3 separate regions of the Homo sapiens genome follow, and regions 1 and 2 are each linked to region 3. A link is a loop called in an ENCODE intact Hi-C map of the cell type or tissue named here. Cell type or tissue: mammary epithelial cell. All regions are shown on one strand. Region 1 has its middle 15 kb from the start of IL1R1. Region 2 overlaps IL1RL1 (interleukin 1 receptor like 1). Region 3 has its middle 53 kb from the start of IL1RL1.

Region 1 (2,500 bases), 130 kb before region 3:
CTAGTAGCCCCAACTTCTGCCTGGTAGATGCACACCCAACCAAAAATACTCCCGCTTGTATTTAAAACTCACTTAGGTTATAGCTAATTCCCAGGCACTGTCTGTAGAGATTCTGCTCAGGTAGGGCTCTAGAATGTCCAAGAGGCTGCACAGCTAGGCATGGGAACCACGGATTCAAGCCATCCCTCTCTCTGACTCACCAGATCCCTCTGACATATCTTGGGCCAGTGGCTGTCCAGCCTGGGTTTTAAGGAGCTGGGTTTCAGTGAAGAATGTCAGTAGGTTCAGTTCTCTTCCCAGCCCTTTTAATGCAGAGGCCCCCTTGTCAGCCTAGAAGGCTGTTCTAAGCTCCTGTGCAAACCCCTCTTGTGAACCCTTGGGTGTGGCCATCCTGGAGATGGTTGACTGGTGATCCAGATTTCAGCCTCTCCCTTCTCTGCTTTGCCCAGTGTCATGTTCAGGCCCCCGGCTTTGTCAAAAGAGAGAAACACTTTTCCCTGGGTCTCAATCCTTTGAAGTTCCATTGGGTGAGTCAGCTCCCCACTTAGCTTCAGAAGGATCCAGGACAGGTTGTCCTAAAATTAATACCTGCACATTCATGGACAGTGCATGGTGAGAGGAGGCAAAGATGGCAGAGACAACTATAACTGGTTGTGGAAAAGAGTTGAGGGAGAGAAGAGAAAATATTATTAAATGGAAGAGATTGAAAAATACTGAAATCAAGTGCAAGAACCTTTAATGGGCAGAGTTAAATGACACATTTATTCATCCAATAAATATATAAAATGCATCTACCACCTACTAGGCTTCATTCAAGACAATGATAATACGGCAGTGTATAAAACAGACCAAAACCTACCCTCATGAAGCTTACATTCTAGAGGGGGTAGACAGTTAATTAACAAGAACAAGAAGTAATATATATAGTAAGTCAGATGGTGACACATGCTAGGAAACCCCAGTAGGGACTTCAGGTAAGACAGAGATGTGTGTGTGTGACTGTGTGTGTGTGTGTGTGTGTGTGTGTGTGTGTGTGTGTATCCATGCAACATCCAATGATCTGGGATACCTATTTGGCAACAAGAGAGGAAAATCTCTTTGGCAATAGTGATTTGGATGTTAGTAGTGTAGGAGGAATGAGAAAGCCATACTGCAATTATCAGGACAGGAAATGATTCAAGTTTGGATAGAACTTTTTAACAATGAAAAATGAAGAGAAACAAAACCACTTTCACATGGCAATAATTAAATTTCTGAGTTTACGTAAAGAATCTTATGAAACTTCTCATTCCAACCTTTTGTTTCCTTTAAGTTCTTTATTATCTTTGAGTGTTTAGATTTCAATTCTCGACAGTTCTTCACATATTGAATGAGTTTGCTCTCCTATCACACAGAGATCAAGTTATCTATGCATTTTACACTTGGTTACTTTAGACTTGAGTATTTGTGTCGAAATACCCTCCTTTTTAAATGTGGTTTTGGTTGATGCTTTTGGAATGAGGAATTTATCAGCTGTGGTGACTCGTATATACTCTGTTAGCCAGAAATACTAGCTTACTCTTTACCCGAAAACTCCCTATTCCAAAATGACATCACACTATGAGTTTATGCCTAATGAAGCTCCAGTAACATTTGCTTATTTGCATAGTAGAAATACTGTCAGGTACACGAATTTTCAGTAATTTTCTCAATACCTCTATGGTATTACTGAATAGGTATATCATGCTCATTTTATACGTTCAAAGAGGCTGAGTATATAAATACCCAAATATAATGAATGTTTGGCAGGTAATGATCATCTCTATCATTGACTATGTTTAAATACTTTTTATGTATTAACTTATTCTCTCAACAACCCAATAAGCTGGGGACTATTGATAACATTATTTTGCCATCAAGGGAATTGAGGCATAAGAGAAGTTAAGTAACTTGCTTAGTGCCACACAGATAGTATATTGTAGAGCTGGGATACATTTGGGGCAGTTGGGCTCCATTGCCTATGCTAGTAACCATCATTCTGCACTTCCTCTAGTTCTAAAGAGCAAATCTCAAACTCCTACATGTTTTAGGGTGATTTTTAACTTTACACACAATGGCAGTGGTCAGTGGTAGAACAGTAAAAGGCAGCAATGTGAAGGGGGAAAACGATCAGTTTTGGAGAGTGTGTTGGATCCCGGTTCAGTTATTTTACTCATTGGGTAATCTTGGGCAAGTTCCTTAACTTCTCTAGGATGTCTGTTGCTGTCTACAAAACAAGAGTAGTAGCCAGTGTGGTGGCTCACTCCTGTAATCCCATAGTTTTGGGAGGCTGATACAGGAAGATCACTTGAGGCTGAGAGTTTGTGCCCAGCTTGGGCCACATAGCAAGACCCTGTCTCTAAAGAATAAAAAAGTAAACAATAAATAAGCTGGGTGTGGTGGTCCAGGCCTGTAGTCCCAGCTACTTGGGAGGCTGAGGTGAGAGGAATACTTGAGCCCAGGAGATTGAGGCTGCAGTGAG
Region 2 (2,500 bases), 78 kb after region 3:
AGCTTTACCAGCCTAATCTCTGGTATAGAGAATGTTCTCTTTTTTTAGTTGACATTGGGGGGAGAAAAGCTTGACTTTGAAGTTCAGCAAGTCTGGTTTCAACCCCAGCCACAACTGGGTGAACTTTGTCAAATTACTTAAACAGTCTTATCCTTGGGTTTTTATTTGTAACTATAAAATTTGAGTGATGTTAATGATAAGTACCACAGAGTATTGTACTTTGAATGAAAGGTCTTAATTGTCAAATGAACAACTGAATTATTTTATAGGAAGAGTTCAACTTTAATAAATACTCCTGCAGAATTTCATCATTATGATGTTAAAATTGATGGAAGCTTTATTTTTTAAACTGAGAAACTAATGCTTACGTGGCCTAGTTTAAGAATGAATGCTCCAACTTAATACATGTTTTAAAAAGATGTTTTGGGATACCAAATGTAAAAGAATTCCGAGTTTGTGTTATTTTATTGAACAAACCTATTCAGCACTTGGGGAATCGCAGGCAGCATTGCAGACTCGCTGGCTCCTGGCTGTGATCTCACACCCAAACTGCAATAATATCCTGATAAAACGGACTTCCACAAGTAGGTCAAGAATAATAATGTGCAGACCTAATTCCTCTAATTTACGGCGAACATCTCATGGTCAATCTCCCCGCGGTCAAAGGACTGTGTATCTCTTCCTCTCAGAGCCACTCCACAGGCTGAAAGGCTGACTAAACCCCTGACAGATAAGAGATTCAAGAGTAGTCCCAGCCCCCATGGGGAGCAAAGACGCTGGCTCAAAAAACGTACTGATAACTCTCCCTTTTGCAGCTACTCCTTTCTGAACCTTCCACAAGCAGTGGCAGTTGGATTCTGTGATTAGTCTAGTCTTCAGAGCCAGCCTTCTTGAGTTCAAATTCTGACTTCACCCCTTAATGTGAAGTGACATGGGCAAGTTGCTTAATCTCTCTGTGCCTCAGTGTCCTTGTCTGTAAAATGGGCATCATAATAATAGCGCCTGCCACATTGGGTGAGTGTGAGAATGAAGGAATTAATACATGTAAATCACTTAGACTGTGTCTGGCATAGAGGACATTCTAAAGAAAAGTTAGCTATTATCATTATATTATTATATGGGTCTGGAATTAGTTCCTGAATCCTTCTGAGATGTGATGACTTATAAACGTAGGTTGAGTTTACTCATGATAGGGTCATCGCAACTATGCATAGCTAAAATCAAATTTTGCTTTTCAAGTTTGTTTTACCTGGAGCCCTAGAGTTCAGGGTTATGGTTTTCTTTGTCACTCCCCTTGAGGGAAGCTTCTTAGTCACACTCTCCTTCTCTTTCTCTGCACTCTATGCACTCTAGAAAAGCTCCTTTTTTTTTTTCTTCATCCAGGCAGAGAGGCCTACTGGGACTTAAATCCAAGGAGCTGAAATCTGTTTTGGGATGGGGTGGAGTCACATTCTGGAACCTAGACAGAGAATTTCTAAGTTCCAGAAAGTGCTGCTTACTTCGCATTTCCTCTCCCCCACCTTTGCTTTTGAAACTCCTGGCACCAATGCTGCCAAGGCTGGCGGAGCTTTCCTGAGTGGTGTCTGCCAAATGAGGAGTCAAGGAATATCTGGAAAGGCAGCCTCCAGGTCCCCGATGTCAAGACCATTTAGAACTGAAAGTGTCCCAATATCGGGGTACAGGCAATAAGCATTAGTTATTAATCAGCCTGAGAAGTTGATTCTAAAATAGGAGGAAATGATTCAATTATTTCCTCTCAAGGGATTACTCAATGTTGTTTTTATGTTTAAATATTTATTTGTCAACATCAAGAATTCTTAGTACATGATGCACCAGCATTTTTGAACAAGTCATAGATTTGGCCACAAATCAAATTTCAGGATGGGAGGAGTGTCTCCCCTTTAAAATAGAAGAGAGTGAGTAGTCTATGAGGAGGGACCTACAAAGACTGGAAACTATTCTTAGCTCCGTCACTGACTCCAAGTTCATCCCCTCTGTCTTTCAGTTTGGGTAAGCATCAATTACTTATCTAAAATTTGTAATAAGAAAAGTCTTCATAATTCATGATTGTGTTTATCTTTATGTTAGTAAATTTCTATGTTGGTTCTATTCTTCCCCTTATATTTTAAGAAAAGAAGTAAGAAAGTAAATGATTATTTTTCTGAAAGAAAAAATTAATGTATTTATTATTATTCATAGACCTTCAACTACTCTTAGAAAGCCTTTGGTGACTCCTGGGAACAAGCTGAGTCAGGAACAAAAGTTTGAGGGTTTGGGGTTGAGAATAGGACAATTACTTGGCTAATGCTTTAGTCTAGTTCTGATTTTGCTACTCCTTAGTTGCTTTGTGATGACTACTTGCACATGTGTCTGTTTGTGAGTTATTTTTGTGAGCATGCTGCTACCAGCCTGTGTGGATGTCTGTGGTTTCACATGATACATTTTATTTTCTAAAGTCTACTGAATTTTATGGTTTTTTTTTCAAAAATAGAAACTCATA
Region 3 (2,500 bases):
AAGACACTGTTGGTGCTTCAGAGGTGGTGTGACTTTCTAAATGAGGATGGCCTCTCAAGAAAACCCATGTGATTTTTTATCCTAACTTATCTTACATCATAGTAGAAACTTCTCTCATTTTAAAGGACTGCTGCTAGCACACAAACTCAAGTTCAATTTCTGGGTAGTGTCCCTCTGGTAGGGTCACTCATTACAAAAGAATAAAGAAATATTTCCTGCATCTTTATTTTCTCTTATGTTGGGGCCACAACAAAATAATCACATTTATGCCTTTAAGCTTCTAACTGCACCCTAGTTGATTTGCTATTTGTATATTCTTCTCTAATATTGTATGTGCCTGTTTAACCATCTCTGAGCACTCTTTTCCTAAAATGTACATTCCTACACAAAGCTAATATCCCATTGCCTATTAAAAAGTATCCAAAATTTATTGAGAAGAATGTCATTTGCATTTAAAAAGTCAACTCCTTGCCTGGCAATCTAAGACCCTTCTCCCTTATCCTGCTCATAATTCTACTGTCTATCATTAGTTCTTTTCAGCTAATCATGCTCCAGGGGACATGATGACATTTGGCAACTGGAGATCAGTTTCATGGAGGTCGGGTCCTGTTACATATCCCACAATGTGCAGAACAGCTGCCGCCCACAACAAAGAAGTGCCAGGCCCCAATGTCAATAGTTCTGAGGCTGAGAAAACCTGCTCTAGACAATGAGGGAAAGGGATGCCCTCAGAACCACCTGGGGGATTCCCACCAAATGATTCTGATGTGCCCCATTCCTGGTTTAGCATAACTGTCCTGGAACAGAGTAAGTTCATCTCCTGAATGAAGTTACTCTCGTTTCTCCAAACACCATTAACTGCTCTTTCCTTTGGCTTAATTATATCACTGTAGAATGGTTTCCAGGAATGGCAATTTTCTTTGATTCTCTCCTACATGCACACTCTTTCCATTGGAGGGTCTCCTTTGGGAAGATTAAGTGATGTGAGAAGCATGCAGAGCACCTGCCTCGTCACCCAGAGTGTGAGATCCTCCATGAAAGGGAGTCTACTCTCCTTCCTTTTTCTGTAGTTTAAGCACTTTGGAATCTGAGGCCATGCCTCATGCAACTCACAGCAACACAGGAAGGCACTCATCTACAGAGTCACCCAGTGAGTCATTCATACTAAAGTAATATCTCTTTTCATTTCACCATCAGGAGTAGTAATGTGGATTCAGTAACAGGCAAGTAACACTCTCAAAACCACAAGTATCTCCTGAGAGCAGCAAATAACAGAGTTAAAAACTTTCCTTTCTGAGAACATTGCCTTTCTCAGAAACGAAGGTGCTAAAATCACTTTTTCTTGTAAAGTGGTGATTGGAAGTAACCATTGATCACAAATGCTAATTCAGCTTCTCTAAAAGACATGTCATCTCAGACATGGTCTCTAGGCTATTGTACCCTTCCTCTCACCAAACACACATGCAGGTAATCCTCTCCATGTGCTCAAGTCTGGAGAAATGATATATCTCACAAGTTTACACCTTTTCTTTAACTGAAATAAATGTAACCTGAAATCAACACAAAATCCAACCATGTCTTACTGTTATTCACTAAAGGTTCTTAGAACCACAAGATTACAGTATTTTGTGGCTACTGGGAGGTATTTTCATTTCTTTTTCACAAAAAGACCCAGTTATTTGACTGGTACCATCAGGGTTGATTTTTGTGTAAAATTGTGTTTTAGTGTCTCTTACACCCCACACATACATAGTTAATTTATCAGGGTCCTTGTTATTATCTCCTCTTCTTTGTAAAGTTAGACTTAAAAATATACAAGTTTTGAAATGAACAAATGGCTGTGAATTGATTGGCTGAGAATGGTTTCTTCATGGAATAGAAGAAAGACAAGCGCTCTTTTCACTCTGTGTTCTTAAACAGTCTTCATGCTTAGAATATGATTTTAAATTTAAATACCTAGTTCTCCTATCCATAATTAACTTGAAATGATTACTACTTAATTTTCCACCTGAATACATCATTTTCTTTTCCTTTATCTTTTGGATACATTTTTATTTGTGTACCTTCCATGGGTCAATTTAGGAAAGTTATGTACCTTCTTTGGCCCTTAGTTTCCTCAAATCCAGAGTGAGGGGTTTTGACTACATTAGTGGTTCTCAAACCTGACTGCACAGAATAATTAACTGAGGAGCTTGAGGAAATACATAATGCCCAGTTGATTCTGAGTGAGACCCACGGGGCAGATCAACTCTTAGATTATTTCCAACCTTAAAATTCTGTGCTCTGACAATACCCATTCTGGCGAGGCTGGTGAAATTGGCGAGCCATTGATCTCAAATGGAATGGTTAGCTTGGTGATTCCAGTGGCCCGTTTCATTACAGGTATCAAAAAATCTTTAAAAAGTACCTAACTTTGGGCCAGGCATGGTGGCTCACACCTGTAATCCCAGCACTTTGGGAGCCTAAGGCAGGAGGATTGCTTGAGCCCAGGAGTTCGAGA

What was found. A loop is a pair of places that touch in the nucleus more often than their neighbours do. Peaks named below come from ENCODE experiments on the same cell type or tissue, not always from the same donor. Only the 100,000 strongest peaks of a DNase experiment are listed, where the experiment ranks them.
Region 1: a loop joins it to region 3, with 22 times the contacts of the local background. A loop is called at or near these places in 3 of 110 quality-filtered maps.
Region 2: a loop joins it to region 3, with 6 times the contacts of the local background. A loop is called at or near these places in 20 of 110 quality-filtered maps.

What each region holds. Positions count from the first base shown.
Region 1 is chr2:102,126,658-102,129,157 of GRCh38, forward strand. It overlaps a transcript of IL1R1 not described here. Among named protein-coding and RNA genes, the nearest start is that of IL1R1, 15 kb to the right of the region's middle. In mammary epithelial cell, no CTCF peak of the experiment used is centred here; DNase peaks (open chromatin) are centred at 1,094 and 1,494; H3K27ac peaks cover 2,254 bases.
Region 2 is chr2:102,335,328-102,337,827 of GRCh38, forward strand. The region is part of intron 1 of IL1RL1 (interleukin 1 receptor like 1); the gene reads left to right. Among named protein-coding and RNA genes, the nearest start is that of IL18R1, 19 kb to the right of the region's middle. In mammary epithelial cell, no CTCF peak of the experiment used is centred here; a DNase peak (open chromatin) is centred at 1,264; H3K27ac peaks cover 697 bases.
Region 3 is chr2:102,257,594-102,260,093 of GRCh38, forward strand. No RefSeq gene overlaps it. Among named protein-coding and RNA genes, the nearest start is that of IL1RL1, 53 kb to the right of the region's middle. In mammary epithelial cell, no CTCF peak of the experiment used is centred here; a DNase peak (open chromatin) is centred at 1,138; H3K27ac peaks cover 1,138 bases.